6 separate regions of the Homo sapiens genome follow, and regions 2, 3, 4, 5 and 6 are each linked to region 1. A link is an interaction called in ENCODE POLR2A ChIA-PET data of the cell type or tissue named here. Cell type or tissue: Panc1. All regions are shown on one strand. Each heading gives the region's core, and the rest is flanking DNA. Links, peaks and the distances in the headings are about the cores only.

Evidence for each region. Peaks named below come from ENCODE experiments on the same cell type or tissue, not always from the same donor. Only the 100,000 strongest peaks of a DNase experiment are listed, where the experiment ranks them.
Region 2: POLR2A ChIA-PET joins it to region 1 with 14 read pairs; 30 of 35 experiments call an interaction of 5 or more read pairs at or near these places.
Region 3: POLR2A ChIA-PET joins it to region 1 with 11 read pairs; 7 of 35 experiments call an interaction of 5 or more read pairs at or near these places.
Region 4: POLR2A ChIA-PET joins it to region 1 with 11 read pairs; 3 of 35 experiments call an interaction of 5 or more read pairs at or near these places.
Region 5: POLR2A ChIA-PET joins it to region 1 with 10 read pairs; 2 of 35 experiments call an interaction of 5 or more read pairs at or near these places.
Region 6: POLR2A ChIA-PET joins it to region 1 with 12 read pairs; 3 of 35 experiments call an interaction of 5 or more read pairs at or near these places.

What each region holds. Positions count from the first base shown.
Region 1 is chr19:39,438,049-39,443,343 of GRCh38, forward strand. No RefSeq gene overlaps it. Among named protein-coding and RNA genes, the nearest start is that of RPS16, 4.7 kb to the left of the region's middle. RefSeq lists an enhancer at 1-106. In Panc1, for the core only: no CTCF peak of the experiment used is centred there; DNase peaks (open chromatin) are centred at 663 and 2,393; H3K4me3 peaks cover 314 bases; H3K27ac peaks cover 2,988 bases.
Region 2 is chr19:39,496,299-39,501,593 of GRCh38, forward strand. It overlaps DLL3 (delta like canonical Notch ligand 3), which reads left to right and starts at 2,649. Exons shown (of 9, transcript NM_203486.3): 1 at 2,649-2,745; 2 at 2,894-3,175; 3 at 4,317-4,374. The coding sequence starts at 2,677. RefSeq lists an enhancer at 1,353-2,345 and a silencer at 1,969-2,028. In Panc1, for the core only: no CTCF peak of the experiment used is centred there; DNase peaks (open chromatin) are centred at 2,133 and 2,577; H3K4me3 peaks cover 2,222 bases; H3K27ac peaks cover 589 bases; H3K27me3 peaks cover 808 bases.
Region 3 is chr19:39,684,662-39,689,956 of GRCh38, forward strand. It overlaps the pseudogene LGALS17A. Among named protein-coding and RNA genes, the nearest start is that of LGALS14, 17 kb to the right of the region's middle. In Panc1, for the core only: no CTCF peak of the experiment used is centred there; no DNase peak of the experiment used is centred there; H3K27me3 peaks cover 1,877 bases.
Region 4 is chr19:39,625,325-39,630,619 of GRCh38, forward strand. No RefSeq gene overlaps it. Among named protein-coding and RNA genes, the nearest start is that of LGALS13, 25 kb to the left of the region's middle. In Panc1, for the core only: CTCF peaks have their summits at 862, 1,066, 2,534 and 2,805; a DNase peak (open chromatin) is centred at 2,477; H3K27me3 peaks cover 2,353 bases.
Region 5 is chr19:38,885,022-38,890,316 of GRCh38, forward strand. SIRT2 (sirtuin 2) reads right to left here. Exons shown (of 16, transcript NM_012237.4): 5 at 5,082-5,123; 6 at 4,834-4,940; 7 at 4,668-4,724; 8 at 4,066-4,134. Among named protein-coding and RNA genes, the nearest start is that of RINL, 9.4 kb to the left of the region's middle. In Panc1, for the core only: no CTCF peak of the experiment used is centred there; a DNase peak (open chromatin) is centred at 2,640.
Region 6 is chr19:40,278,429-40,283,723 of GRCh38, forward strand. All of the region lies in intron 1 of AKT2 (AKT serine/threonine kinase 2), which reads right to left. MIR641 (microRNA 641) reads right to left here and starts at 4,213; the gene lies at 4,115-4,213. RefSeq lists enhancers at 2,111-2,160, 2,201-2,320. In Panc1, for the core only: no CTCF peak of the experiment used is centred there; no DNase peak of the experiment used is centred there; H3K4me3 peaks cover 321 bases; H3K27ac peaks cover 1,372 bases.

The DNA of each region.
Region 1 (5,295 bases), core at 464-4,463:
CAAAGAAATGTAGGCACAAGTGGAGAAGAAGAGAAAGATGAAAGGCCAAGGGAGAAGAGGAGGAGAAAAGGGAGAGACCAGGACAGTCAAGAGATGGACCCCCAAAACAAGCCCAGTGACAGATTTAGAGGCAGAGAGGCCAACCCTCAGACAAAAAAGAGATAAAGGCAGGCATGATGTTTCCAAAATACTTGAGACAGAGGCCAGGTGCAGTGGCTCACACCTATAATCCCAGCACTTTGGGAGGCCAAGGCAGCAGGATCACTCGAGCCCAGGGTTCAAGACCAGCCTGGCCAACATGGTGAAACCCCGCCTTTACTAAAAATACAAAAATCAGCTGGGCATGGTGGCAGGTGCCTGTATCCCAGCCACAAGGGAGGCTGAGGCAGGAGAACCGCTTGAACCCGGGAGGCGGAGGTTGCAGTGAGCTGAGATGTCGCCACTGCACCCTAGGCTGGGCGCCAGAGCAAGACTCTGTCTCAAAAATAAATAAATAAATAAACTCTGTCTCAAAAATAAATAAATAAAATAAAATAAATAGAGCAGAGACCTCAAATATTCACTTGCAGACACAGATAAAGGCTAGCACAGGTGTTTTCCAATGAAGACACAGGCAGATGAGAGGATGCACACATTCTACCTGTACTTTTTCTTTTTTTTTTTTTAAATTGAGATAGAGTCTGTGTCACCCAGGCTGGAATGCAGTGATGCAATCTGAGCTCACTGCAACCTCCACCTCCCCGGTTCAAGTGATTGTCCTGCTTCAGACTCTGGAGTAGCTGAGATTACAGATTCTCCTGCTTCAGACTCCTGAGTAGCCCAGATCACGGGCCTCCACCACTATGCTTGACTAATAATTTTTCTTTTTTTTTTTTGAGATGGAGTATCGCTCTGTCGCCCAGACTGGAGGGCAGTGGCTTGATCTCAGCTCACTGCAACGTCAGCTTCCTGGGTTCAAGCAATTCTCCTGCATCAGCCTTCCAAGTAGCTGGGATTAAAGGCATGCACCACCATGCCCAGCTAATTTTTGTATTTATTAGTAGAGACAGGGTTTCACTATGCTGGGCAGACTAGTCTTGAACTCCTGACCTCAAGTGATCCACTTGCCTCGGCCTCCCAAAGTGCTGGGATTACAAGTGTGAGCCACTGTGCCTGGCCACTAATTTTTGTATTTTTTAGTAGAGACAGGGTTCCATCGTGTTGGCCAGGCTGGTCTTGAACTCCTTACCTCAAGTGATCCGCCCACCTCGGCCTCCCAAGGTTCTGGGATTACAGGTGTGAGCCACAGCGGTTGGCCTAGCCTGCACTGTCTTAAGGGCCTGTTGGGCAGGGGAGTTCAGGTTCTCTCGTCTCTCCAGATTGATCTTCACACATTTGCTAAGTCTCGTATCGTCCCTGAGCTTGGGAGTCAGGGAGCGCTCTGACCTAAGCCCTCCTGACTTTGGGGTCACCATCTTTCCCCAGCCTCTATGGGCACACTCCCTGAATTATCTGTGGCTTGAGTGGAGCAAGCAGGGGATGGGATGAGGGGTGGCGGGGGAGTTCCCCTCATCCACTTCAGCCTTCCAGTCTGCTCCCCCTTCCTGTACCTCTCTCTTCCAGAACCCCAGGCCAAGCACCAGAGAAGGCCTGGGAGTGAGCAAGGTGCCCATGTTGCTTCTGTGGATCATCCTCCTGCTTGTACAGCCCTGGGAGGGCCTAGGAACGCCCGCCCCTCTGCTGGAGGGAGCCTTTTTACTTCCTTGCAGCCCTCTGAAGATACCAGCGAGTGGGGAGCAGAGCCAGCAGACGGGGTGGGCCAATTGATGGGGCGTGGTAGGGGGTGTGTTTGAGGAAGGGTCAGCCTCTTTCCCTCCAAGATCTGATTCTCCTCCTTACCCCTGAACTGTAGGAAAACAAAAATGATGACACCCTCTACACCCCAGATGATCTCTCAGTGAGTATTGCATTCGCTTCTTTCTGCAGTTGCAGGTTTTGAGAGAATTCAGTGGTCTCCATGTGTGAGGGCTGCTGTGTGACCATATGAATATGTTGCGGGGAGGAAGTAGTGGGACTATCTCCTGACCCAGCCCCTAGCCTTGACAGATATATTTTGCTCACTGCTGTCTCCAACACCTAGAATAGGGAGGTATATAATAACAAATGATGATGATGACTACAGCTGCATGTAAATAGTGTTTACTCTGTGCCAGGTATTGGTTTAAATGCTTTAAGTATGTTAGCTTATTTACTCTGTACACCAATCCTATAAGATAGATAGGACCACCATGTATGGATGTGAATGTTGTACACTGCACAAGGATCCCACATCTACAAAGACAGTACTATATTCACAGGCTGGATATTGTAGATTTGCATATTTGCCAACTTGCGGCAGATGGCAGTAAAGTATCTTGTTCTAATAAAATCAAGACTTAGAAGGTAGAAGGAACTTAAGGAAGGTCTTTTTATTTTCTTTTTTTTGAGACAGGGTCTTGCTCTGTCCCCTACGCTGGAGTGCAGTGGCACAATCACAGCTCACTGCAGTCTTGACCTTTTAGGCTCAAGCAATCCTCCCACCTCAGCCTCCAGAGTAGCTGGGACCACATACACGTGACACCACAAATAGCTAATGGCTAATTTTTTTTTTTTTTTTTTGAGACACAGTGTTGCTCTGTTGCCAGCTGGAGTGCAGTGGCGTGATCTCTGCTCACTGCAACCTCTGCGTCCTGGGTTGAAGCAATTCTTCTGCCTCAGCCTCCCGAGTAGCTGGGACTACAGGCATGTGCCACCATGCCCAGCTAATTTTTGTATTTTTAGTAGAGACAGGGTTTCACCATGTTGGCCAGGATGTTCTCGATCTCTTGACCTCGTGATCCACCTGCCTCAACCTCCCAAAGTGCTGGGATTACAGGCGTGAGCCACCGTGCCCGACCTTTTTTTTTTTTTTTTTTTTTTTGTAGATATGGGGTGTCGCTGTGTTGCCCAGGCTGGTTTTGGACACCTGGGCTCAAGTGATCTTCCTGCCTTGGCCTCTCAAAGAGCTGGGATTACAGGCATGAGCCACTGTGCCCAGCTGAGTGTCTTTTTCTAGCTTGCACATAAGTACAGCATGGGATAGTGTCAGGCCTTACGGTTGGGATTATCCAGAGCCCTATTTACAGATGAGGAAACTGAGGCCCAGAGAACTGAAGGGGTTTGTTCCAGGACACAGATAAGAAATCTTGGGAGTGGGGACTTGGACTCATGCCCTTACCCATAGATACCAGGTCACTTTGTCCCTACTGTGTGTCCTGCTGAGACTCTAGGCTGCTCCAGGTTGGAGCTGTCTGTGATTGGGTTTGAGGAGGGACCATCTATGGGAACTGCTGTGTTCCAGCTACAGTACCTGCTGGATCTCCTGGGGTCCCGGCTGTGGGTGGCCAGCCAGGGCCCTTGCCTGTCCTGTGAAGGACATCCCCAGAGACCTGTCCCCCTCTTGGAGTTACTACAGGGAGCTTGTGCTTGGCACCCTACCACAGCCTGAGCTTTGGAGGACATGGGCTCCCAGGTACACCCAGAGAGGCTGGGTAGAGAGAGGGAGGGAATAGTCTTCAGCTCCAACTGCCAAACCCTAAGCCTTTTCTTCCCTCTAGGCCAGAGGACCCCACCTGGAGCCCTAGTAGCCAAGGGGAAGAGTTAAGAAGGAGGAAAGTAAGGTGCGATCTGAAGTCTCTGACCTCTTGGGCAGGGAGTTGGATAAATTGCCCCACCTGCCCCCATTCTCACCCTCCTTTAGATACTCTTCTCTCTTCTTCCAGGAAGGGACAGAGAAGTGCACAGGTATTCTCTAACCTCATCCCTATACCTTGAGAACAGGGAGGGTCCTGTGGTTCACATCCCTACATCCCTGGCTACAAAAAATTACCACTTGAAGAACTTTCTTTTCTTTTCTTTTCTGTTTTTGAGGCAGAGTCTCACTCTGTTGCCCAGGCTAGAGTGCAGTGGCATGGTCTCAGCTCGCTGCAACCTCCACCTCCTGGGTTCAAGTAATTCTCCTGCCTCAGCCTCCTGAGTAACTGGGATTACAGGCACGCGCCACTACACCTGACTAATTTTTGTATTTTTAGTAGAGATGGGGTTTCACAATGTTGGTCACGCTGGTCTCGAACGCCTGACCTTGTGATCTGCCCACCTCAGCCTCCCAAACTGCTGGGATTACAGGCGTGAGCCACCGTGCCCAGCCCACCACTTGGAGAACTTTCAAGTAATACTGATGGCCAGACCCCAGCCCAGATAATTTGATAATTGGTCTCTGGTGAAGCCTGAGCATCTATATTATTTTTATTATTATTTAGAGACAGGGTTTCACTATGCTGCACAGGCTGTAACTTGGCATCTGCCCATATATTTTTTTGAGACAGGGTCTCACTCTGTCACCCAGGCTGGAGTGCAGTGGCATGATCAAAACTCATTGCAGGCTCGATCTTTCAGGCTCAAGTGACTCTCCCACCTCAGTCCCCCAAGTAGCTAGCGCTATAGGCGCATGCCACCACACTCAGCTAATTTTTGTATTTTTTGTAGAGATGGGGTTACCCTTTATTGCCCAGGCTAATCTTGAACTCCTGGCTCAAGCGATACTCCCCCCTTGGCCTCCCAAAGTGCTGGGATTATAGGCATGAGCCACCACACCTGACATTTTTTTTTTTTTTTTGAGACAGAGTCTCCCTTTGTCACCCAGGCTGGAGTGCACCGGCTGGTGGACTGGATGGCCACATTTCCATCACCCCAAAGCATTCCTTCTCTCTCTTCCCAGTCAATTTCCACCTCCCTCTCCAGCCCCAGACATCCACTAATCTGCATTGTCTGTATAGGTTGGTTTTGCTTGCTCTGGAGTTTCATATGAATGGAATCATGCTGGACATCTCCTGATGTCTGGCTTCTTTCACTCAGCATAATGTTTTGGAGATTCAGTCATGGGTGTATTGGTAGTTGTTACTATTCTGTTGCATGGATGGATGTACCAAAATTTGTTTTTCTTTTGAGACGAGTCTCACTCTGTTGCCCAGGCTGGAGTGCAGTGGTGCGATCTCTGCTCACTGCAACCTTCACCTCCCTGGTTCAAGTGATTCTCCTGCCTCAGCCTCCCAAGTAGCTGGGATTACAGGCGTGCGCCACCACACCTGGCTATTTTTTTTTTTTTTTTTTTTGTATTTTTAGTAGAGATGGGGTTTCACCATATTGGCCAGGCTGGTCTTGAACTCCTGACTTCGTGATCCGCCTGCCTTGGCCTTCCAAAGTGCTGGGATTACAGGCGTGAGTCACTGCGCCCGGCCC
Region 2 (5,295 bases), core at 414-4,413, 58 kb after region 1:
TAAATTAGCCAGGTGTGGTGGCTCATGCTTGTAATCCTAGCTACTTGGGAGGCTGAGGTGGGAGGATCATTTAAGCCCGGGAAGTCGAGGCTGCAGTAAGCTAGGATAATGCCACTGCACCGCAGCCTGGGCAACAGAGACCCCATCTCAAAAAAATAAAGACCTCATAGGCCAGAATGGTCAAGGCTGAGGGAGGCACAGACAGAGGGGTCGGGCAGAATAAAAGAATCATAGGGGGATGTGGGAGCTCAGAGGAGGTGCTTGATGCTTCTGGGGAGTGTTAGGTAGTGCTGCCTGGAGGAGGTGAAGTCTGAATGGTGAAAAAGGAATTAAAGAAGGGAGTGGAGCCGGGCACGTTGGGTCACGCCTGTAATCCCAGCACTTTGGGAGGCCGAGGTGGGCGGATCACGAGGTCAGGAGTTGAAGACCAGCCTGGCCAAGATGGTGAAACCCTGTCTCTACTAAAAATACAAAAATTAGCGAGGCATGGTGGTGCGCACCTGTAATCCCAGCTACTCGGGAGGCTGAGGCAGGAGAATCGCTTGAAACTGGAAGGCGGAGGTTGCAGTGAGTGGAGATGGAGCCGCTGCACTCCAGCTTGGGCAAAGAATAAAACTCCATCTCAAACAATAATAATAAATTAAAAAAAAATAAGGGAGTGGAAAAGACAAATACAGGGAAAAGGAGCCTGGGATGTTCTGCCCAATCTGACCCATGGCGCTGCCTTGCTCAAACGCCACTGTTGTCAGAATTAAGAGAAGAATCTTTAGGCTGTTTTTTTCTCCTCCTCCTCCTCCTTTTCTTTTTTTTTGTAGAAAAGTGTGTCTTGCTGTGTTGCCCAGGCTGGTCTCAAATTCCTGGCCTCAAGCAGTCCCCTGCCTCAGCCTCGGAAAGTACTGGGATTATAGGCGTGAGCCGCTGTGCCCAGCCTGGTCTTCTTTCATTCATTAAAAAATTAACTGCGCAGGGATTAGTGGCTCATGCTTGTAATCCCAGCAATTTGGGAAGCCGAGGTGGGTGGACCACTTGAAGGTCAGGAGTTCGAGACCAGCCTGGCCAACATGGTGAAACCCCGTCTCTACTAAAAATATAAAAAATTAGCCGAGTGTGTTGGTGGGTGCCTGTAATCCCAGCTACTCTGGAGGCTGAGGCAGCAGAATCGCTTGAACCCGGGAGGTGGAGGTTGCAGTGAGCCAAGATCGCACCACTGCACTCCAGCCTGGGCAACAAGAGCAAAACTTCTTCTTCTGAAAAAAACAACAACAGCAACAACAAAAAACAGAGCGCCTACTGTATGCCTGGCTCTGCTGGGCTAGGCTTCGTTGGTTACTATATCTTACTTCTCTGGAAAAAGACATATAAATTGAACCTGTATTTTCCCCTATAATTATTAGCCTCTAAGCACTAAAGTTTTTTACTTTGGGGGGGAAAAAAAAGAAGTTACCCCAGCTCAAGGGTTTTGCCCCATGCCTGGCAGGGAGCAATTATGACCAGAGGGGCTGGGACATCTGCTCCTAATTGGCTTTTCCTGCTGAGGTCCTGGAATACTAAAGGGTTTCTGAAGGGCCCGGGATGTCCCCCCCCCCAGTTCTTCTGGGGTGGGGGAGCGGGTCCCTGTATGTGAAGACGGAATTTCCTGCCCATTTGCTCCTCACACCTTCCGGAGGCCAAACGGGCAGCCCAGCTGCGGCCCGAAGGGGGAGGGGCTCGGCCGCCCGGCAGATGGCGGCATTTACATACAGCTGGGAGCCCCCTCTTGAGGCCGAGCTCCTCGCCCTGGCGTCTGGTGCGTCCGCGATGCGGGGTTTGGGAGGGTGGCTTTGTCTTGCGGAGGGGGAACACACACACGCCTGCACACAGGGGTCCACAAAGAGCCCTGGATCTTCATCGTATCCACACACAGCTACACCCGTGGATCTCCCAAACCCAGTCTCATTCACACAAACCAGCGCACACAGGGGTCTACAAAGAACTCCGGATCTTCATCGTATTCACACGCGGCTGCATCCGTGGACCTCTCAAACCCAGTCTCATTCACACACAGGCGCCCTCAGCCATTCACCACCTTGCACAGCCTCTACCACACCCGCACAGAGCACAAAGTCACAGGTTTATACGCCTATACAGGATCTCCCATAAACACACACGCACAGAGAAGCAGCCACACAGCCACACAATCTCAAAGCGTCACACAATCACGAAGTCGTGTACACTTCTAGTGTCCCACTCGGGTGTGCGTGCAGAATCAGAATTGTTTACAACCTCATAAATGTGTCAATCACACACAACTCCAGGCGTATGCTGAGCCGCACAGTCCCACGTGGACTCACAATGACAAAGTCATGTGCACCCTCCGGTAGCTCTGGTTCATACCACACACACAAAATCTTAAAATCATGTACAACCTCACACACAGGCTTAGCCCCCTAACCCCACCCCACCCTAGCCACACAAAAAGTCGCGGGATCACCCACGCATGACCTCGCTCGTGCCCACGACCACAGACGGAATCTCGCTGTTGCTCCTGCACGCTCCCCCTCCCCTGTGACCGCCCCCCCCGCCCCGCCCTTGGTCCCTTGGGGCCGGGTAGCTGCCTGAAGGGGCGGGGCCATTCTCTCAGATATAAGGCTTGGAAGCCAGCAGCTGCGACTCCCGAGACCCCCCCACCAGAAGGCCATGGTCTCCCCACGGATGTCCGGGCTCCTCTCCCAGACTGTGATCCTAGCGCTCATTTTCCTCCCCCAGGTCAGAGCCAGGTGGGAGGTGGCGTGGAAAGGGATGAATGCGGAGGGGAGGGGTGAGTGCGACCTGAAGGTCCTGGGGAAGGAGCGTGGGGCGGACGGGAAGCCTGGGTCCTCCCGGCCGCCTCACCCTGCGCCCGTCTCCGTCCCAGACACGGCCCGCTGGCGTCTTCGAGCTGCAGATCCACTCTTTCGGGCCGGGTCCAGGCCCTGGGGCCCCGCGGTCCCCCTGCAGCGCCCGGCTCCCCTGCCGCCTCTTCTTCAGAGTCTGCCTGAAGCCTGGGCTCTCAGAGGAGGCCGCCGAGTCCCCGTGCGCCCTGGGCGCGGCGCTGAGTGCGCGCGGACCGGTCTACACCGAGCAGCCCGGAGCGCCCGCGCCTGATCTCCCACTGCCCGACGGCCTCTTGCAGGTGCCCTTCCGGGACGCCTGGCCTGTAAGTGCTGCCCCCGGGGGACTCCCGGTGCTGGAGGCCTAACCCTGCCAGCGAAACCTCCACCTCCTCTCCCCTCCAGCTTCCAAGACCCTAATCCTGCCTCCCAGGGGGTGGACGAAATTCCCAGACCAGTAACTCTACCGTCTGGAACCCCACATTCACAGACCTCTAAACTCTACACACTGGGGATTCTAAATGTTCTGATTCCCCAACCCTGGATGCTGGGACCCCAAATTCCCAGAATTTCAAACCCAAGCTCTGAAATCCTAAACTCAAGGAACCCTACCTCTGCTCCTTGGGGATCCCTAAAAACTGTGGTCCTCATCTTTATCCCCAAACCTCTCACACCTTGTCTTGGGGACCACTAATATCTTCTCTCTCTTTTTTTTTTTTTTTCTGTCCTCAGTTCTTTCAGTTGGGTCCTGTATTAATTACTCTTTCACCTCCAAAATCCTGTCTCCCACCCCCACAACCCAAAGGCACAAAGATGAACAGACCTGTATTGCAATGCTTGACCCTTGTCCTTTTGGACAAGTGACTGCCTGGTTTCCAGCCTCAGTTTCCTAAGCTTAAAAATGGGATCATCCTGGTACCTCACAAGGGTCCCTTTTGAGCGATTCAACCACATCTCTTGAATAAAGTGCTTACCACGTAGTAAGTGCTCAATAAAGCAAGCCACGTCCAGTCGCTCACACTGTAATTCCAGCACTTTGGGAGGTCTAGGCAGGAGGATCTCCTGAGCCCGGCAGTTTGAGACCAGTCTCAGTAACATAGTGAGACCTCGTTTCTAAAAAAAAAAAAAAAACATAGCAGGGCATGGTGACATGCGCGTGTAGTCCCAGCTACTGGGGAGGCTGAGGTGGGAGGATTGCTTGAGCCTCGGAGGTTGTTGCAGTGAGCCAAGATTGCGCCAGTGCACTCCAGCCTGGTTGACAAAGTGAGATTCTCCCCCCCCCCCCAAAAAAAAGCCACAGATGTCATTCCCTCCCTGGGCTGGTCTGGTCCCTCTGGGAATTGTCCCTTGCTTGCTCAGTCCCCAGCAATGGCCATCACCCTCCATTCCTGAACTCTGGCCTTCATTGAGTACTTACCCTAACCACTGTCTTTCATCTTTCATCTCCCCCTTCCTTCACCCAACCAGGGCACCTTCTCTTTCATCATCGAAACCTGGAGAGAGGAGTTAGGAGACCAGATTGGAGGTGAGTGTCTTCAGTCTTGGGACTGGTGGGGAGCTGGGGCCCACGTGAGACACGGGGTTGGTGGTGTTATCTATAGGTCTTATGATGTCATCACAGCTCCTGGGATGTGGTGCTGAGTGTTGACAGCTCCAGGGCTCTTGGCATCTCAGGCACAGAAATGTCCCTGGTACTGGATGTAGCAGTGGTTCTGGTACCAGACGAAGTAGGGGAAGCTCTCTTACTATCAAGGCTCCAGAGCAGAGTGTAGCATTTCACAGCCCTACCTTATCATCTGATGTTGAGAGCTCAGGGTGCGATATGAATTACTTCTGGTTCTTTTATGTGAAGTTTTTTTTTTTTCTTTCCAAGACAGAGTCTTGCTCTGTCGTCCAGGCTGGAGTGCAATGGCATGATCTCAGCTCACTGCAACCTCTGCCTTCTGGGTTCAAGCAATTCTTCTGCCTCAGCCTCCCAAGTAGCTGGGATTACAGGCACCCACCACCACACCTGGCTACTTTTTTTTGTATTTTTAGTAGAGACAGGATTTCACCATGTTGTCCAGGCTGGTCTTGAACTCCTGACCTCGTGATTCACCCACCTTGGCCTCCCAGAGTGTTGAGATTACAGGCATGAGCCACCACGCTCGGCCCCTATGTGAAGCTCTGTCACCTTGTCCATGTGGACATCCCAGGGAGCCCCGTGGGATGTTGGAGCTTCACCAAGGCGAATATTGAGCAGAGGTTCCTGGGAGGGATACAGGGCATTCCTATCCTCAACTTGGGAGACTCTGTTGCTATGTAAGGCCCACAGCGGGGGTTTTGTCACCATTTTTTTTCTTGTTTTTATTTTTTATGGACATGGGATCTTGCTATGTTGCCCAGGCTGGTCTCAAACTCCTAGGCTCAAGCAATCCACAGGCTTTGGCTTCCCAAAACGTTGGGA
Region 3 (5,295 bases), core at 693-4,692, 250 kb after region 1:
TTTGTTTTGTTGTTGTTCTTTGAGACAAGTTCTTGCTCTGTCATTCAGGCTGGACTGCAGTGGCACCATTAAGGCTCACTGCAGCCTCGACACCCTGGGCTCAAAAATTCCTCCTGCCTCAGCCCCCCAAGTAGGTGAGACCACAGGTGAGCACCACCATGGCCAGCTAATTTCTGCATGTTTTTTTTGTAGAGATGGGGTTTTGCCATGTTGCCCAGGCTGGTGTCGAACTCCTGAAGTCAAGCAATCCAGCAACCTCGGCCCACCAAATTGCTGGCATTACAAGTGTGAGCCCCTGTGCTTGGCCTATACCTGAAAATTTCAATCCAAGCCATAGTTAGAGAACCACAAGAGTTCAATAATTTCCCTCAAAAAATCCCTTTGTCATGTTCAAAAGAACTGCCAGATTTTTCTATTTTATGTGGGCAGAATCCTGGATCTCCTCTTTGGAAATAAATGGTCATAGTTTTAGATCGGAAAATATGTCATTTATTGGTGGAATGAACACAATTCATTCACATGGACACAGTGAGCCGACCCTGCTTTGCTGCTGCTACCGTTGGCATTGCAGAACCGGAAACCTCCCCAACACATATTCACATAAAGCAACCATTTATTCTGATGTCTCCCTGCTTTGCAGGTTTACTGGACTCATGCGGGTGGTAGACACGCATGTGTGTGGGAGTCACGTTTTCTGAAGGACCTACAGGCTGGGATCCCAGAGGATTCTTCACTTATGTTTGACTCAACACTAAGGGTGAGTGAACACCTGGGGGCTGGCTGGTTGTCTCCTTCCCTACCTCCCCTACACATTAGTGTCTTGAATTTTCTGAAATCATGAAGGCCTCATAGTTGTTGGACTTAATCAATGATTACTGTCTTCCACCAAAGAAGGACTTTCAAGAAACCAAAGAAGAAGCTGCCAGGCATCATAGAACTTAGCTTTGAAAATTGGAGAGTGTCACTTTTCTATGACATTATATTGATTAAGGTGAGTACAGACAGCCCAAATCATGGGGAGGGGCCTCCACAGGTTGTGGTTGTTTTGATTATTGGTCATGATGGGGTCCTTTTTGGAACCAAGTTCCACTGAGTCTCCACTGGCTTACAGACTGTTCACATACCAAGAGAAGTAACCCTGGAAACAACTCCAGAAAGCAATACCATTGTAGGAAGAGGCTCAGAGTGAAGTCCCGCATCTTATCATCCAATCAGGACCTGGTGTCCATGAGGTGACTACACATTGTCAGGTGCACTTTCTCTCAATGTGTGCACTAAGGAGACAAATTATTGGCCCTTAACACATCAAACACCCAATACTGAAACACACATAGGAAAAATGCAATTCACACACCTGATTTAAGCATTATTTGAAAAAGAAAAGAAAAAGAATTTTACATCAAAAGGACAAGAAGATTTTTAAAAGGAGAATGAATTGAAGAGAGGAAGAAGAAAATAGACAGCAGTCACTGGGCCACATCATTGCTGAAGCCAGCCAGACACCTATTTATCATTTTCTCTAGGACTGGTTCTCAGCAACAATCGGCTTCACCCTCCACTCTTCCCTTCTTGGAGTTTCTACCAAGATGGCAGAATGACAGTCCTTTTCCCTCTATAAGAGCTGAGATCACCTGCTTCATAGCAAACCTGGAGAACCACTTAGCAGAAACAACATGTTACCTACAAACTAATGAAGGCAGATTGAGTAAAGTCCTGTCAAATAGCCTCTTTTTCCACACGGCCCAAGTCAGGCATCATTTTGATCATCCTCATCCTCTCTCCCCATGTTCATTGCCGCAGTTTGTTCACCTCCAACCTTACTCATGGGTATGCTCCTCTCCTACCCGCATTCAACCTAACACCCAGATACCTGAGGTGCCAACACACAGCCAGTGCTACTCCTCATTCCTTTCTTCCACGTTTCATTCCCATATGGAATGAAATTCCCTCCTCTCTCACTGGACACTCTTGGGTTCAGTTTAGGTCCACTCTCCTCCTTACACCTTTCTGCTCTCAGTGTTGTTCACTTTTCTATTTTGATAATAGGTCATAGGCCTCATCACCTGTATGGAATTCATTTTTTGTGGAATTTTAGAAGGTGACACTGACCTTATCAGGGGCTCACCTTCAGCCTAGCACCTAAATGTGCAGAGGCAAGTGGACAAAAAGGAACTGGGAATAGAGTCCAGGCTTCACTCAGTACCTCTTTGTAGTGACAGCAGAAAGAGTAGTATGGGTGGTGGGTGTGAGATGTTGTGTCACGGGAACGGAGAACAGGAAGTGTTTCCTGGGCACTGAGAAGTGTCTCCTGTCTCACGGTGACCTCTTCCCCAGCACAGTTTAGCTGCAGAATACACACTGTTGTCCTCAGCACATAGATCATTCTCAAAGATAGACCATATGTTGTCATGAAACCAGTCTTGAAACATTAAAAAAAAATTGAAATATGTAATCCCAGCACTTTGGGAGGCTGAGGCCAGTGGATCACGAGGTCAGGAGATCAAGACCATCCTGGCTAACACAGTGAAACCCCGTCTCTACTAAAAATACAAAAAATTAGCCTGGGCGTGGTGGTGGGCACCTGTAGTCCCAGCTACTCGGGAGGCTGAGGCAGGAGAATGGTGTGAACCTGGGAGGTGGAGCTTGCAGTGAGCAGAGATGGCGCCACTGCACTGCAGCCTGGGCAACAGAGCAAGACTCCATCTCAAAAAAAAAAAAAAATTGAAATAATATCAAGCCACTTCTTTGACCACAATGGAATAAAACAAGAAATTGGTAGCAAGAGGAGTTTTGGAAACTATCCAAATACATAGAAATTAAACAGTATGTACCTGAATGACCAGTGGGTCAATGAAGAAATTAAGAAGAAAATTAAAAGTTTTCTTGAAACAAATGATAATGAAAACATAACATACCAAAATGTATGGGATACAGCCAGGGCAGTATAAAGACGGAATTTTATAGCTCTAAGTCCCCACATCAAAAAAGAGAAAAGCTTCAAATAAACAATATAATGATGCATCTTAAAGAATTAGATAAGCAAGAGCAAACCAAACTTAAAATTAGTAGAAGAAAATAAATAATAAAGATCAGAGCAGATACAAATGAAATTAATAAAAAGTGTTTTTTCTGATAATTTAAACAAAATTAGCAAACCTTAGCCAGACTAAGAAAAAAGTAGAGAAGATATAGATAAATAAAATCAGAAATGAAAAAAAGACACATTACAACTGATACCACAGAAATTCAAAAAATTATTAGTGGCTACTCTGAGCAACTATACACCAATAAATTGGAAAATCTAGATGAAATGAACAAATTCCTGGATACTTACAACCTATCGATATTGAACCTGGAAGAAATTAAAAGCCTGAACAGTCCAATAATAAATAATAAAATAGAAGCCACAATAAAGTCTCCTCATAAAGAAAAGCCCAAGACCTGATGCCTTCACTGCTGAATTCTACTGAACATTTAAGAAAAAATTAATGCCAATCTTACCGATACTATTCAGAAAAACAGAGGAGGGACTATTACTGAACTCATTAAAAGAGGCCAGCATTATCTTGATATCAAAACCACACAAAAACCCACCAAAAAAGGAAGAGAAACCATAGGCCATAGGCCATAGGCCAATATCTCTAATAAATATTGATGCAAAAATCCTAAACAAAACACTAGCAAACCTGAAGGGGGCCTGCCCCTTCACACCTGTGGGTATTTCTCGCAAGGTGGAGATGAGAGACTGAGAAAAGGAAATAAGACACAGAGACAAAGTATAGAGGAAGAAAAGTGGGCCCAGGGGACCAGCACTCAGCAAGTGAGACCTGCACCAGCACTGGTCTCTGAGTTCCCTCAGTATTTATTGGTCACTATCTCTACAATCTTGGTGAGGGAGATGTGGCAGGACTATAGGGTAATGGTAGGGAAACCATTACCAAATCAGCAGGAAAACATATGAGCAAAGGAATCTGTGTCATAAATAAGTTTAATGAAAGGTGCTGTGCCTGGATGTGCACGTAGGCCAGATTTATGTTTAACTTTACACAAACATCTCAGAGCAGTAAAGAGTAGCAGAGCAGTATTGCTGCCAGCATGTCTCACCTCCAGCCATAGGGCGGTTTTCTCCTATCTTAGTAAATAGAATGTATGGTCAGGTTTTACACTGAGACATTGCATTCCCAGCGACGAGCAGGAGACAGATGCTTTCCTCTTATCTCAACTGCAAAGAGGCCTTCCTCTTTCACTAATCTCCCTCAGCACAGACCATTTACAGGTGTCAGGCTGGGGGACTGTAAGGTCTTTCCCTTCCCATGAGGCCATATCTCAGGCTGTCTCAGTTGGGTGAAACCTGGACAATACCCAGGCTTTCTTGGGCAGAGGTCCCTGCGGCCTTCTGCAGTGCATTGTGTCCCTGGTTAATCGAGAATGGAGAATGGTGATGACTTTTACCAGGCATACTGCCTGCAAACAAATTGTTAACAAGGCACATCCTGCACAGCCCTAAATCCATTAAATCTTGATTCAATACAGCACATGTTTCGGTGAGCACAGGGTTGTGACTAAGGTTACATATTAACAGCATCTCAAAGCAGAACAATTTTTCTTAGTGCAGATAAAAATGGAGTTTCTTATGTCTTCCTTTTTCTACATAGACACAGTAACAATCTGATCTCTCTTTCTTTGCCCCATACAAACCAAATTCAACAATACATTAGAAAGGTTGACCAGGCATGGTGGCTCATGCCTGTAATCCCAACACTTTGGGAGGCTGAGGGGAGTAATTACCTGATGTCAGGGGTTTGAAACCAGCCCGACCAACATGGCAAAACCCTGTCTCTACTAAAAATACAAAATTAGTCAGGCGCAGTGGTGAGCGCCTGTAATCCCAGCTATTTGGGAGGCTGAGGCAGAAGAATAACTTGAACCCAGAAGGCAGAGGTTGCAGTGAGCTGAGATCACACCATTGCACTCCAGCCTGGATGACAGAGCGAGACTTCTTCTCAATAAAAAAAAAAAAAAAGAAGGAAAGATCATTTATCATGTCCAAATGGGATTTATTCCTGGAATGCATGGATGGTTCAACATATGCAAATCAATTAATATGATACCTCATATCAACAGAATGAAGAACAAAAGCCATATGATCATTTTAATTGATACTGAAAAAGTGTTTGATAAAATGCAACATTTCTTCACAATAAAAACCCTAAAAAAATTCGTGATGGAAGGCCCATACCTTAAAATAATAAGCCATATATGACAGACCCACAGCTAGTGTCATACTCAATGAGG
Region 4 (5,295 bases), core at 670-4,669, 190 kb after region 1:
AACTTTGACATCTGGGATTTGTTGAGACCATGCAGTCAGCTTCCTTTGCAGATATGCCATGTTTTTTGAAATTACATCCTCCATATGAGTTTCAGCACTCAGTACTCTCTTCCCTGTGCTTGCAGGATGTGAGGGTTTCTTTAAATGCTATCACCAGGAACATCTAGTGTTCAAAATGTGCCTTGAATTGGTAGTTGGTGGGCACTAATGTGTCCCTCTTTTTCTTTCCTTCTTTCTTTCATTCTTTCTTTTTTTAAAAAGAATTTCAATGCAGTTAAAACCAAAGCAAGTACTTCCACAATCCTGTGATTACCATTGTACCCCTACAATTCTAGTGCCACAGCTACTGAAGTCATTCGCCTTCTCTCAGCACTTTCTGTCAATAAAGCACAGGTGACTATTCTTAGTAGTTGTGATACTAATAATTGTAATACAAAGCAATATTTAGTAACTGTGATACTTACTATGTCATGGGTAATCACTATGTCACTTACCAGCAATGGATCTTTACTGTGATCTGCCCAATAAGAGATTTAGGCTCCCATAATAAGGATCCAGCTTCTTTCTATGACTTTTTTCTGGCCTAAAGTTGGTTTCCACCCTTCTCCATCAAATATGAAATGTTTCTTAGTACTCTCTGCCCAGAAGATGAAAGGAAGTATTTATCCATCTGCCCCCATCCCCAGTTGTTAAAAAGTCATCCTGTTGGCATTAAGTCTCCCACAACTTTGGTTTGCAGATGCATGGGTGCTGAGAGGATTTCTGCAAGAGTCCTATTCTACCATCTCAAAGGAGCCCAGTGCTGGAAAGAGGAAGGTACTGGAAAGATAAATACTAAGGAGAGGCACTGTCAGTGTGCACCTGCATGAAGCTAGTGAAAAACTGTCTAGACCTGGTCAACTTAGTAATGGCTGGATGAAGAGGTGGGGCTGAGAGGATATCATGTGGTACAGGAAAAGCCTGATATACTGACCTCCTTTCAATTTCTCATACACACCAAGCTCATTTTCATTTTTGGAGCATCTTATATGACAAATTCAAAAAGCGTCAAAAATATCATAACAAGGCAGGGAGAATGTTCTAGTTTAAAAGAGACTAAAAAAGCGTAGCAACAGAGTTCATGAAACCTGATTGAGTGATGGATTTTAAAACAGCTATAAAGGACATGCTTTTGTACAATTGGGGAAATTAAAATAGTATCGTAAATTAGAAGTTGATTCTTAGGTGGTGGTAGAATAGAACTTCTATCAGTCTTGTGGATCTGAAGATACAGAAATTGTACGTTGGTGCCCGCCAAGTGGAAGAGAGAGTTAGGCTTTCAGTTGGAACCCTGAAAGGGATATACCCCAGAGCGGGGTTCCCCAACTCACAAGCCACAGACCAATAACAATCTGTGACCTGATAGGAATGGAGCCACACAGCAGGAGGTGAGCATCAGGTAAGCATTACCCCATGAGTGGCCTTATGACAGATCAGCCAGGCATTAGATTCTCATAGGAGCACGAATTAGAATTTCACTACCAGAATTCCACATTACGGGTGCCACAGTGTGTAGTTTTATTGCAAATAGTAGCATGACTATAACAATTGCCACAAGAGTGGTGTAGTAAAAAAAATTATTTAAAACTTACTTGCCCAACGTAAAACATTTCCCTTTGGGGATTTACAGAGTTACAATAGCAGTTTCATGTATAATTAAAATTTCCTGCAAATACGAATTAAAAATAAGTTTTATTATTTGGTGGCAAATTTTGAGAGTAAAGTGTGGAAATGACAAATATTATCTGTTGAAGTAAATGTGGGACTGAGTAAGATAAGTAGCCTTTAGTTACTTAATTTTTGTGATTTTTAGCTTATGATTTTTTATTTTTCCACAACTGATGTTCTGGACAATTCTCTGGGCTGTTAGGGGTTGCTCCCTCAGCTTTTTAGGCTTTGACTTGAGGTGATGTATTTAGGAGTTGATTCCTGTAACTTTTGCTTCTAAGAGCGTTGAAATAAGAACAATGTAGGGCCCTTCCCAGCTTGGCTTAAGGAAGAAGAGAGAAAGACTAAATTTCCTGGGTTAGATAGAGGTGGTTTTATTTCTTTGGACTTTTCTAGTTGTGTTAATGGCTTGAGGCTTCCTTGCCTCTGGCTTAGCTGGCTGATCAGCTAATTTATTTCCTTTGGCTACCTTATTTATTCTCTTTTGATGTTCCCTACAATGCATCCCTGCTATTTCGTGTGTAAGAAAAAGTAAGGATAATAACCTGTTAATTTCCTGGTGATATTTTATGGGAGATTCATTAGTGGTAAGAAAATGCCTTTCCTTTTAAATGGCAGCATGAGCATGGACAATTAGGAAAGCATACTTGGAGTTAGTATAAATGTTAGCTACCATTTCCTTGCTTAACTTAAGTGCTCTTGTAAGAGCTATTAGCTCAGCTAATTGAGTGCTTGTGTTTGGGGAGAGTGACTACTGCTTATCCTGTCTTATGTACTTCTTGCTTTACAGGCTGTTTATTAGCTAAGAGCTCCCCTTAGAGGACAGTGATCCTGCCACATTATGTGGGCTGTAAACAGTTGAATTATTTCCTAGGGTTAACTTGGAGGCTTTTCTGACTAGTAGAGCTAATATGACAATGACTTGGAAGCACGTGTAAATAGGTCTTTCTAACTACAGGTAAGGTGGAGAAAACTATTGGATTCGAGTTTTTCCTGAGATGCCCTTTACTGTTGTGCTATCTTTTTTTTTAATTATTATACTTTAAGTTTTAGGGTACATGTGCACAATGTGCAGGTTAGTTACATATGTATACATGTGCCATGCTGGTGTGCTGCACCCATTAACTCGTCATTTAACGTTAGGTATATCTCCTAATGCTATCCCTCCCGCCTCCCCCCACCCCACAACAGTCCCCAGAGTGTGATGTTCCCCTTCCTGTGTCCATGTGTTCTCATTGTTCAATTCCCATCTACGAGTGAGAACATGCGGTGTTTGGTTTTTTGTCCTTCTGATAGTTTACTGAGAATGATGATTTCCAATTTCATCCATGTCCCTACAAAGGACACGAACTCATCGCTTTTTATGGCTGCATAGTATTCCATGGTGTATATGTGCCACATTTTCTTAATCCAGTCTATAATTGTTGGACATTTGGGTTAGTTCCAAGTCTTTGCTATTGTGAATAGTGCCGCAATAAACATACGTGTGCATATGTCTTTATAGCAGCATGATTTATAGTCCTTTGGGTATATACCCAGTAATGGGATGGCTGGGTCAAATGGTATTTCTAGTTCTAGATCCCTGAGGAATCGCCACACTGACTTCCACAATGGTTGAACTAGTTTACAGTCCCACCAACAGTGTAAAAGTGTTCCTATTTCTCCACATCCTCTCCAGCACCTGTTGTTTCCTGACTTTTTAATGATTGCCATTCTAACTGGTGTGGGATGGTATCTCATTGTGGTTTTGATTTGCCTTTCTCTGATGGCCAGTGATGGTGAGCATTTTTTCATGTGTCTCTTTGGCTGCATAAATGTCTTCTTTTGAGAAGTGTCTGTTCATGTCCTTTGCCCACCTTTTGATGGGGTTGTTTGTTTTTTCCTTGTAAATTTGTTTGAGTTCATTGTAGATTCTGGATATTAGCCCTTTGTCAGATGAGTAGGTTGCGAAAATTTTCTCGCATTCTGTAGGTTGCCTGTTCACTCTGATGGTAGTTTCTTTTGCTGTGCAGAAGCTCTTTAGTTTAATTAGATCCATTTGTCAATTTTGGCTTTTGTTGCCATTGCTTTTGGTGTTTTAGACATGAAGTCCTTGCCCATGCCTATGTCCTGAATGGTAATGCCTAGGTTTTCTTCTAGGGTTTTTATGGTTTTAGGTCTAACGTTTAAGTCTTTAATCCGTCTTGAATTAATTTTTGTATAAGGTGTAAGGAAGGGATCCAGTTTCAGCTTCCTACATATGGCTAGCCAGTTTTCCCAGCACCATTTATTAAATAGGGAATCCTTTCCCCATTGCTTGTTTTTCTCAGGTTTGTCAAAGATCAGATAGTTGTAGATATGCGGCGTTATTTCTGAGGGCTCTGTTCTGTTCCATTGATCTATATCTCTATTTTGGTACCAGTACCATGCTGTTTTGGTTACTGTAGCCTTGTAGTATAGTTTGAAGTCAGGTAGTGTGATGACTCCAGCTTTGTTCTTTTGGCTTAGGACTGACTTGGCGATGCGGGCTCTTTTTTGGTTCCATATGAACTTGAAAGTAGTTTTTTCCAATTCTGTGAAGAAAGTCATTGGTAGCTTGATGGGGATGGCATTGAATCTATAAATTACCTTGGGCAGTATGGCCATTTTTGCAATATTGATTCTTCCTACCCATGAGCATGTTTGTGCTATCATAAAGGGGAGGTCTGGATTAGAGAGAAGAAAAGAGAGAGATGGGCTCTAGTGTTTAGGAGGAGGTTTACTTTCCTACCCTTAATTTCCAGAATTATCCAGGGCTCCTGTGCTATAAGGGCAATCTGAGCCCCTGGAGCTAAGGTTTAAGCCCTGGGACCCATCAGTCCTGCTGAACCATCTGTGAGACTGGTTTTGAACCCAGTGACCTCTGCCTCTGGGGGCAGTTCTGTTTCCAGTGGTTTTGCCACAGCCCAGACAGGGTTGAGGTTGCTTCATCTTGCTGCCTGGGCATTTCTTTTAAAAATGCCCTGGCCTGCCATGCCAATAGGAACTAGCAGATGCACTTTGGGGATTCTGGACTTTACAAGCTTGTAAAGCTGCTGCTGAAGCCTCTGTTGTTCTCCTGAAATTTTCCCCTTTTTGGGGGACTCTTCCTGGTACCTATTATAAAAGAAAAAAGTCACCACCTTCAGGAGGTTCTCTTAGGTGCTACTTCGTCCTATAGCTTGTTTTTGTAGTTTTCTTTTAATATTGGGAACTACCTGTGTAATAAACTTCTTTTTCAGAATGAGCTGTTCCTCCACTGAATTAGGGAATAAGGAGGTGTACTCTATTAGTGCCTCTCTTGGCCTTTCCATAAAGGCTACAGAATTCTTATCTGGCTTTTGGTTCATTATAGAGAGTTTCGAGTAACTGAGAGGTTTGGCCCTGGTTTTTCATAGGTCTCTTAAAATGCGTTTAAAAATTGGTTTCTTTTTCATTCATTTCCTGAGCTATTGGGGTTTTAGTTAGGGTTATTTACCAGAACTGCTTTCCTCCCTATTGGGAATGATTTTTTTTTTTGGTTTGGTGTTTTTTTTTTAAGTGATAAAAATATTTTATTTAAATGGTACAGAAGAAATTATGTGTACTTAA
Region 5 (5,295 bases), core at 867-4,866, 550 kb before region 1:
TTCCCCTTTAGTAGCCAGGGTCCTTTCTTACTATGGCCTGTTTCATAGATGGCATATTCACCTGTGTTCTTTTCTTTTTTTGGAGGCAGGGTCTTGCTCTGTCACTCAGGCTGGAGTGTAGTGGTCTGATCACAGCTCACTGTAGCCTTCACCTCCTGGGCTCAAGCCATCCTCCCACCTCAGCCCACTGAGTAGCTGGGACTACAGGCAAATGCCACCATGCCCGGCTAATTTTTTATCTTTTTAATTATTTTTGTAGAGATGGGGGGTGGGGTGGTCTCCCTATTTGCCCGGGCTGGTCTTGAACTCCTGGGCTCAAGTGATCCTCCCACTTCAGCCTCCCAAAGCGTTGGGATTACAGGCGTGAGACACCATGCCCAGCCACTGTTTTCTTTTCTTTTCTTTTCTTTTTTTTTTTTTTCAGATGGAGTTTCACTCTTGTTGCCCAGGCTGGAGTACAATGGCGCTATCTCGGCTCACTGCAACCACTGCCTCCTGAGTTCAAGCAATTCTCCCTGCCTCCGCCTCTCAAGTAGCTGAGATTACAGGCACCCGCCACCATGCGTGGCTATTTTTTTTTTTTTTTTTGAGACGGAGTCTTGCTCTGTTGCCAGGCTGGAGTGCAGTGGCGCAATCTTGGCTCACTGCAAGCTCCGCCTCCCAGGTTCAAGTGATTCTCCTGCCTCAGCCTTCCAGGTAGCTGGGAACACAGGCACGCGCCACCATGCCTAGCTAATTTTTGTATTTTTAGTAGAGACGGGGTTTCACCATGTTGGTCAGGATGGTCTCGATCTCCTGACCTCGTGATCTGCCCACCTCAGCCTCCCAAAGTGCTGGGATTACAGGTGTGAGCCACTGCGCCCGGCCACTGTTTTCTTTTAAGACAGTGAGACTTTCCATATTAAACAGGTGGGAATGTTCTTTTCTGCACAGACATTTGTGCGCGCTCATTTTTCTTAAAACAACCACCCCCTTTGGAGCAGCTGTTGTTTGCCTGTGAGGAATGCCGCTAAAACAGGTGCTGACAGAGGACACTGGCAGAGGTTACGCAGAGATGGCTCGCATGTGTGGCCCAGGGCCAAACTGACAGCGTTTCCCAGGGACTCCAGAAACAACGGGAAGGGTTTGTTTCCCTTCAAGGGCAGAAAGAATGCTCTAACTGCCTTCTGGGCTCCCTACCAGCAACCACCTTATCTCCAAAGCCTACAGACAAGAGTCACTGTCACTGTTCCCACACGCCCTGTAACTTTCCTCCCTTGCCCACTATTCTAAATCTTGGTTTTGCCTTTGGTACTTGACTCAGTCTACCCACTGACTCCCTCACATGTGAGTGAGCAATTTGCAAATAACTGAACAGTAAGCAAATAACTGAACAGCGTGGAAAAGAACCACCGAAATACCTCTGCGTTCTGTTATTCTTTGACAACATGGTTTTTTTTTTTTTTTCTTTTGACAGGATTTTGCTCTACTGGTCCAGGCTGGAGTACAGTAGCTTGATCATAGCTCACTGTAGCCTTGAAATCCTGGGCTCAAGCAATCCTCCTCTCTCAAGCTCCCAAGTAGCTGGGACTACAGGTGTGCACTACCATGCCTGGCTAATTTTTTTTTTTTTTTTTTTGAGATGGAGTCTTGCTCTGTTGCCCAGGTTGGAGTGCAATGGCGGAATCTTGGCTCACTGCAACCTCTGCCTCCCAGGTTTAAGTGATTCTCCTGCCTCAGCATCCTGAGTAGCTGGGATTACAGGCACGCACCACCACACCCAGCTAATTTTTGTATTTTTAGTAGAGACAGGGTTTCACCATGTTGGCCAGGCTGGTCTTAAACTCCTGACGTTGACTTTGGCCTCCCAAAGTGCTGGGATTACAGACGTGAGCCACCGCGCCTGGCCTTTATATAATAGTTTGTATGTGATGTGTCATTTTTTTTCTTTTTTTGAGACGGAGTCTCTCTCTGTCACCCAGGCTGGAGTGCAGTGGGGCAATCTCAGCTCAGGGCAACCTCCACCTCCCAGGTTCAAGCAACTCTCATGCCTCAGCCTCCTGAGTAACTAGGACTACAGGCATGTGCCACCACGCCTGGCTAATTTTTGTATTTTTCGTAGAGATGGGGTTTACAACAGCACCCCCTTTCCCGAACACATACACCGTTTCTGACTCCCCTTCCAGCTTAACTGTGTTCCAGGGACCCATGACCATCTTATATGCTCAGTATATGGTGTCTCCATCTTGTCCATCATCTCCCTCCCTGCTGTAGGGAATCAACTCAGTGAACATTTACTTTGACAGAAGCTGACAAACAAGGGCCAGCGGGGTCTTGGGGTGAGTGTCATGACATCAACCACAAAAAGCACTTGGCTTCAAGCAAGCTGTTATCATATCTGAGCCACGTCCTGGAATAATGGTGACTCTCTGGGCAGAAGGTTTATTCTGAGCCCGGAGTCTCCCTATGTTGCCCAGGCTGGTCTTGAACTCATGGGCTCAAGCGATCTCCCACTTTGGCCTCCCAAAGTGTGGGGATCACAGGACTCCTCCTCTTGGAAGAAGGAGGCCTCCGCTGCCCTCTGCCTCCTACCAGCCCCAGGTGGGAACACCTCGCCCACCTGAGAAATCTGAACTTAAAGCCAGTTGTTCCTCCCCCTGGCGGTAGCTTTTGGGGCTGCAGGTGCCAAACTGCAGGTACAGGGAGAAAACACTAGAACACTTATTTATTTTCAATGTTACCACTCTTTTTTGTTTGTTTGTTTGTTTTTTTAAATTGAGATGGAGTCTTGCTCTGTCACCCAGGCTGGAGTGCAGTGGCACAATCTTGACTCACTACAACCTCTGCCTCCCAGGTTCAAGCGATTCTCCTGCCTCAGCCTCCCGAGTAGCTGGGGTTACAGGCACCACCACACCTGGCTAATTTTTGTATTTTTAGTAGAGACCAGATTTCATGATGTTGGACAGGCTGGTCTTGAACTCCTGACCTCGTGATCTGCCCACCTCGGTGTCCCAAAGTGCTGGGATTACAGGCGTGAGCCACCGCGCCCGGCCACCTGTTTTATAATTCGGGGTTCTGAGGTGTGATCTAGAGCTTGAATTAATACTGTTGTAGTGCATCATGTCATTTCTATACATATTCATAAAACAGGTAGAGGCAGCAACATTTTGTTGTTGTTTTGATTTGTTTTTTGTTTCTTTGAAACCAGGTCTCCCAGGCTACAGTACAGTGGCACCATCATAGCTCACTGCAGTCTTGACTTCCTGAACTCAAGCAATCCCCCTACCTCAGCCTCCTGAGTAGCTGGGGCTACAGGCACACGCCACCCTGCCCAGCTAATTTTTGTATTTCTTGTAGAGACAGGGTCTCCCTATGTTGCCCAGGCGGGTCCCAAACGCCTGGGCTCGAGCTATCTCTCGCTTTGGCCTCCCAAAGTGCTGGGATTACAGGTGTGAGCCACTGTGCCCAGCCCATCAAGATTTTTTTACTGTTAGGGGTGTGAGACTCTCCAAACCAGAAGCCAACAATGTGAGCCATCCTTGCTTGAATGCCCCAGGGAGAGGCCCTTGGCTAAGCACCTGACGTGTACGAGACATGTTTATAATTGGGCAAAGCACAAAAAACTATAAAAAGGTGCCCCTTCCTTAAGGCACAACATCTACTTGTTGGACACGTGTCATAGTGTATGGATTTTGTTAGATGAAGTCACTTTGGAAACTCGCTCATAACCAATGTGAAATCTGGGGTGCCTATAGTGCACACAGAGTCCCTTCAGCCATAGGCTCCTTCCACATCACACATGGGATGGCCCTGAGAGGAGGTCACTGCCACCGCACTGCAGACCTGAGAGGGCAGACCTGAGAGGGCAAACCTTTTCTGGCCCCTGTTTGACGGAAGGGGAAACTGAGGCAGAGAAGACGTGACTCACGGCAGGTCATGCAGCAAGGAGGCAGTAGGCCAAGCCCTGGCCCCGCATTGCTGGAGTCCCCGCCTGAGCTCTTGGGCACGCAGCTCTGCTCCTCTGCTGAGGACACCATGCCCGTTCCACCCGCCCATCCTCCTCCCAGGATGCTCGCATCCGCCTACCTGCGTGTAGCAGCGCAGGAGTAGCCCCTTGTCCTTCAGCAGGCGCATGAAGTAGTGACAGATGGTTGGCTGCAGGGAAGAGCGACAGCACTGCTGACGACTGCAGGGAACAGCCACAGGCCACTGCCGCATGCCAGGAACTGTTCTAGGCACTGTGACTGTTTTACCCCCAGGGAACCGTCACAGCAGCCGCGTCGGGGAGAGACCACTGCTATCCCCAGATCACAGATGAGGAAACTGAAGGACAGGGAAGGGGATTGTGTTGCCAAAGTCACACGGTGGGTAAGCTGCAGAGCTGAGATTCACACCCAGGCAGCCCGGCTGCAGGGTCCCGGGCTCTCAACGGCATCATTAGTCAGCTAAGCCTCGCAGCAGCCCTCTTCAGACAGTACCATTAGCTTCACTTCACAGGAGGCAAATCGGAGGCTCAAGGTCGTAAGATGAAGACACGAGGAACCAGGACTTGAACCGAGGCAGTCTGGGCCCAGCACCCATGTACTTAATGGCTACATAATATTTGTCTGCAGGGCCTTGGCGGGGCTTCTCATGCGTGCCCTCCCCCAACCCTTCCTGTTTCGCCCCCTGCAAAACAAAGATCTCACCTTGAACTGCCCAGGATAGAGTTCCTTGGCGAGGGCGAAGAAGGGTTCCGGATGTTTCTGTAGGAGAGACAGCCAGAGGGCCAGATGCCCCAGGTAGCGTGAGGGTTGGAGCCAGGTGACCCCATCCCCACCCCTCACAGACGCCCCTTCCTGGGGGAGCACAAACCTTGAAATAGCTGATCTCAAAGATGGCCTCTGGGTAGGGAAGATGGTACTTCTCTAGGTTGTCATAGAGGCCGGTGGATGGAGAGCGAAAGTCGGGGATGCCTGCGGCTAGGAAAGGGGGGTCAGGGAGCAGTTGGTCTATACCATACTAACCCTCCCAGGACAGGGCTCAGATAGGGCTCCTCCCCAGCCCTTGGGAGGGACTCCCCAGTTCCTGGGGGTAGCTGCTGGGGGAGAAGGGTTACTTACATGTGGAGATTCCAGCTCCCACCAAACAGATGACTCTGCGACCTGGAGGAGAGGAACTTATGCACCATATGACACCGTTTGCTCAGTCCCTACGATAGCACCACCCATCACAGCCCCTGACATCGTTTACTCCATGCCAGGCCCTGGGGCAAGCATCTCAGATGCATGACGGGCCTTCCAATCATCTAGACGGGGATGGTGTTAACATCCCCAT
Region 6 (5,295 bases), core at 777-4,776, 840 kb after region 1:
ATATTCTATGTGGCTTCCTGGGCCTCAGTTTCCTATCTACGAGATGGGAGTGCTAACACTGCCCACCTCCCAGGCTGCTGTGCAGGTTTGTAGAGCTAATATGCAGCGTCTGGTTGGGCAGGAGTACAGTGGTGGGAGTGATTCACATTCCTGTCTGGAGCCCTCCCATCAGCTAACAGGCCCTACCACTCTCTCCCAAGGACCAACAACGAGCCTGTGCCCACTGCCCTGCAGAGCCCCTTCTGTGCTCTCAGGTGCCCTCAGTCCTGTCTGGCAATCACCAGGAGTAGCATCAGCCCAAATTCATCCCGCCGCCTCCTCAGGAGGCCTGTGCTTTCCAACGCAGCAGCTCCGTGCATCCTCCCCACCGCCCCACTCAGCAGGAAGGTTCCCGTTTACAGCTGAGCAAAATGCACCTTAGGGAGAAGAAATAAGGCCCCAGAGCTCCACAGCCACCGAGAGGGGTGCCAAGAGCAGGGTTCTCACCCACGTCAGCTACCCCCGGGACCAGGTCACTCAGCAGCCCCAGCTGGGTAAGTGTACACCAAAAACCCACCAGACCATGAAGAACTTGAAGCCAGGCTGGAGAAGAGAACCGGGGAGCGGCAACTGCCCCAGCCCATTCGGAAAGGGCCCACAAAGTGGCAAACCGAGGAAGACTTGGGTTTCTGGCCTCACCCTTAGAAACAACATCTGCGAACGAGCTTCTCCAGCAGGACGGCTGGGCTGAAGAAACTCCTGCTGGGACCTCTGACATGCAGTCTCCTCTTGGCCGACCCGGCTTGCTGTCCCTCGCTCGGCACAGTCAGAGCACCTGGGCCCTGCTGTGGGTGCCGAGTTGGCAGTGGGTCCTGCCCCAAGGGGGCCAGGCTGAGCTCCCACCCAGCGCCCCTCCCACACTCACTCCCTCCCTCCTGGTCCTGCTCCCAGGCTGTCTCCCCCAGCTGGGCCTCTCGCTGCTTGGCTGGCTGTCCAGAAGAGCCTGCCATGGAACCACCCCACCGTGCGGCCCGGAGGCCTGTGGTTGAGGGCCTTCCGCTGAGAGCTCTGGGAAGCTGAAGAGAGGCCCGGGGAGGGGTGACCCTGGGTCCTCCAGGGGCTTGGAGCTCAAGTCTGAAAGACACTCCTTTCCATCCCAACCCATCCCGGGGGCCTTCTGGAGACCCTAGTGGTTTGTTCTGAGGGGTTCTGCTCCTTCTAGGAAGATACCCTGGAACACACCTCAAAAAAAAAAAAAAAAGCCAGAGCGCCTGCTCCCGCACCAAGCCTTAGGGGTGAGCCCATGGGTGGGATCAGAAGTCACACTCACCAGGGGCTACTGAGCTGTGGTGGGGGAATCTCTGGAAGCCCAGATTCATAGCCTGTCCCCAACACTTCCTGGTTGGGGGACTCAGCACAAGCTACAGAGGCTCTCCAGGCTTCAGTTCTCACCACTTGTAAAGCGGGAATCAGAGAAGATTCCTCCTGGGTCTAATGGGTCTTCACCCAGATCCTCCCATGGCTCCCTCACAGCACTCCAGTCCCTACCCACACGTCACCTCCTCAGGGAGGTCCTCCCTGATCACCCAGCTATAGTGGAGAAACATGCCCACACTCTCAACCTGGCCCTCATTTATTTTGCCTTCGTAATATCAACCACACCTGAGCCCAACCAGAGACCTGGGTGCTGGGCGCCAGTCACAAGCCCTGGTCTTTCCAATTCCAGAGGAGCACTGGGAATGGCGCAGGCCTACAGGCCCACGGCAGCGTGGACGCAGGGTCAGCGGGTGCTGTCTGTATCAGGTGTGACTGCTGCCCTGCGTTGCTATTCAGTATTAGTCCGGCTGGTTGGGTTGGGGAGGAATGGGCAGAGAAATCAGCCCAATGAGCCTCCCCTCCTCTTTCCCTAAAAGTAACAGCCACGGGCTCTGGAGAACACGGTGTGAAAACCACAGGAGGGAGGCAACCCTCAGGCCTTTGCTGGCTGTAAGGCAGTGATGCTACTGGAGGGGAAGTGGGAGGCCTGTGAAACGCCCTGCTCCGCTCAGTCAAATCTACCCACGCCCCCAGGCAGGAGCCTGTGACCGGCTCCTGGGTCACCTGCTAACACCCTGAATCTGACCAGGCTGTTCCTGCTGAAATTCCAAACTCCTTCACAGACAGTCCACAAGGCTCCCAGTGAAAGGGCCCTGCCTGCCCCGCAGCCCCAGGACTCATCTCCTCCCTGCTCCCTCGCTCTGCCAAGCCACACAGGCCTCCGTGAGGCTTGTCCCTGCACCTCACCAAGCTCTGTCCTCCCTTCAGACCTTTGCACTGTGGTTCCCTCCACCTGGAGGGCTGTTCCTTCTCCTCCCATCCCACATGACTGCCTCACCTTGCCAAACTGGGATCAGCTCAGAGGCCCTCCCCACAGCCGCATGCATCTAAAGAAGTGCCCAGTCTGTCACCTGATTTGAATTCGCTGCCTAGCTCCTCCCCCTCTAACCGGCTCCTTGCTTATTAACCTGTTTCGGGTTGGTCTTGCTTAGCCCCACAAGGATAGGGACTTTGGCAAGTACACTGCTGTATTCCCAGTACTGATGCAACGCTGGCACATACGAGGTGTTCAGTAAATGGTGGCGGATGAGTGAAACCTTTTCCTCGGCTCCACAATACCCTTAGGATCCATCCTCACCTCTCACCCAGGCCCACAGGCCAGTGCAGCACAGCCCCTGCCAACCCCTGCAGGCACTTCTGCTGCTCCCCCTGCCCAGGCCCAGCCTTCCTGCCACTCCCAGAGCTGTGAGCTGTGGTGGGCTGGGAACCAGGGGCAGTGGCATGCACCTACGGTCCCAGCTACTCAGGAGACTGAGGCAGGAGGATCACTTGAGCCCAGGAGTTCAAGACTAGCCTGAGCAACATAGCGAGACTCCCGTTTCCACAAAAAATTTAAAAATTAGCTAGGCATGGTGGCATGCACCTGTAGTCCCAGCTACTCAAGAGGATGAGGTGGAAGGATCACTAAAGCCTAGGAGGTCAAGCCTGCAGTGAGCTGTGATCACACCACTGCACTCCAGCCTGGGTGACAGAGGGAGGCCCTGTCTCAAAAGAAAAAAAAAAACAAGCACAGAGCCTGACCTCTGAAAAGACTCCAGTGTGTCTACCTTGGAGGCGCTCAGGGCTGCAAAGCCACTGCGTGGAAGAGGAGTGGGCCCGGGAGCTGCCCTTGTCAGTTCTGACTTGATTGCATGTCTCCCCCGACCTCTGTTTCTGCATCTGTAAAACTGAGATGCTAATTTCAGCCCTGATCTCCTCCTAGTGCTCTCTGACACGGTTCTGTGAACTGGCAAAGGCCTTCAAAGTCCCGGCAGAAATACTAAGAATTACAATTGCTAAGACAGACCAACAGCTCACCATGTGTCGGGCACTGTTCTTAGTGAGGAGACATTTCCGGTAGGCTTATTGTATGCCAGAACAGTTATGAATGCTTCCCACAAATTAATCCACTCAGCCTTCACAATAATCCTATCAGGTGGGAATTATCATCATCCCCATGGCACCGATGATGAAATGAGCTCACAAGGGTTGGGGAGCCTGCTCAAGGTCACACAGCCATGGAGTGGCACGGCTGGATTTGAACCCTGTGCTCTCACTCGCTTCCATACACCTCTTTACAGAGGCTGGAAACCAGAACATTGAAGTTCTGGATCCTAGCTGGGCCAGGCTGGGGAGCTGGATCCCGGAATGCTCGAGGGGACCAAAAGTAGGGGGTGGGGGAGGCTGGATGCCTCCGTTCCATAACATAATCATGACTGCCAACCAAGACTTACACAGTACCAGGCACCATTCTAGGAGCTTCTCGTGGATTAATTCATTTAATCCTCACAACAGCCCAAGGTGGACGTCCTTCTGAGACCACTGTATGGGAGTGAACAGTGTGGTCCAAGGTCGCAGAGCTAGAACCGACTTCACCGTCCTGCTGCTAGCTAACGCAGGTCCCTGGTAGCTGTGTCACCCCCTGCATGGCTCTCTTGCTGTCTTCTTCTCCCAGCACACACCTGCCCAGGGTTAAAGGATGCCTTGCCTCCACTCTGAGGAGGGACCAAGAAATGCTGGACTGGCTGTAGGCAGAGATGCTCAGGGCAGCCTGAGGCTCAGGGGTAAGAGGAAGGAAAGACATAGGACAGTCACCTCTATAGGTAGAGGACAGAGGACAGAGGTGACTCTATCCTATGTCTTTCCTTCCTTTCACCCAGCCTGGAACCTGGTGAGCAAGGAATGCATGGCACTAGGGGCTCAGTGACCTGGGTTCAAATCCTACCCTGGCACCCATAGGGTCTGATAAGATGCGGTGGAAGGCAATTCTTCCTCTGAACTTCAATTTCGGACTCTGCAAAAAAGGACACAAATACCATATAAAGCCCAAAGCACAGGGCTGGGCAGAGTATATGCTCACAGACAAAAGCCACTCCTCCAGTTTCTCCTTGACAAGACGATCTGAGGCCAAGGTTGGCCAAGGGCTCACATCACACCTCTCCCACTTCAGCTATGAGACCTCTGGGAAATCTTTGCACTTCACAGTGAGTGAAATGATTCCTCATCTGTAAAATGGTATCACACTTCTAACTAGCTCGTAGCTCTCCATAAAATAGGCCTAACCACAGGTATGTTTTGAGACTTAAGTGAGATCACATGTACAAAAGCCCTGTCACACGCCTGGCATGGGGTGAATGCTATAAACACTGGGCATCCACTAGCTCTGGAAATGATCTGCCTCTCTGAGATGCTGTTTTCTCATCTAAAAGGGAGAGCATAACAACAGCGCCTACCGCTCTAGAATTCAAGTATTCAGCAAGTTTATCTATATGAAGCATTCCAAACAGTGTGTGGCCCACAGAATGCACTCAGTTACTGTCAGCCATCAATTTCATGATTACTGTTTTCACTGCCACTGTTAGCCCCATCAGGCAAACCCTCTAAAAGCTGGCAGGAGAGGACCAGAGGAACAAACCCCTAGTGGAGAAAGATTCTACAGAGTCGCCGCTGCCTCACAGACTGTGGGACCTTTCTCTCCAGGAACCACGAGCCACGGAAGCCAGTCAGCTTGGAAGTCACTGCTGCGGACTAGGGGCAACCATCTGCCCCCTCTGACCACATCACCAGCCCAGGTCTGCTGGGTCAATCAGGGACTGCAGCCAGTCCTCTGGGAACTCCAGACCCAGAGCAAAGGCTACAGGGCAAGCCAAGGTCATGATCTGGCCTAGGGAGCAGGGACACTGGCCACAGACCTCTGGGGCTGGCTGCTCCCAGCACCAGCCCACAGACCACAATAAGACA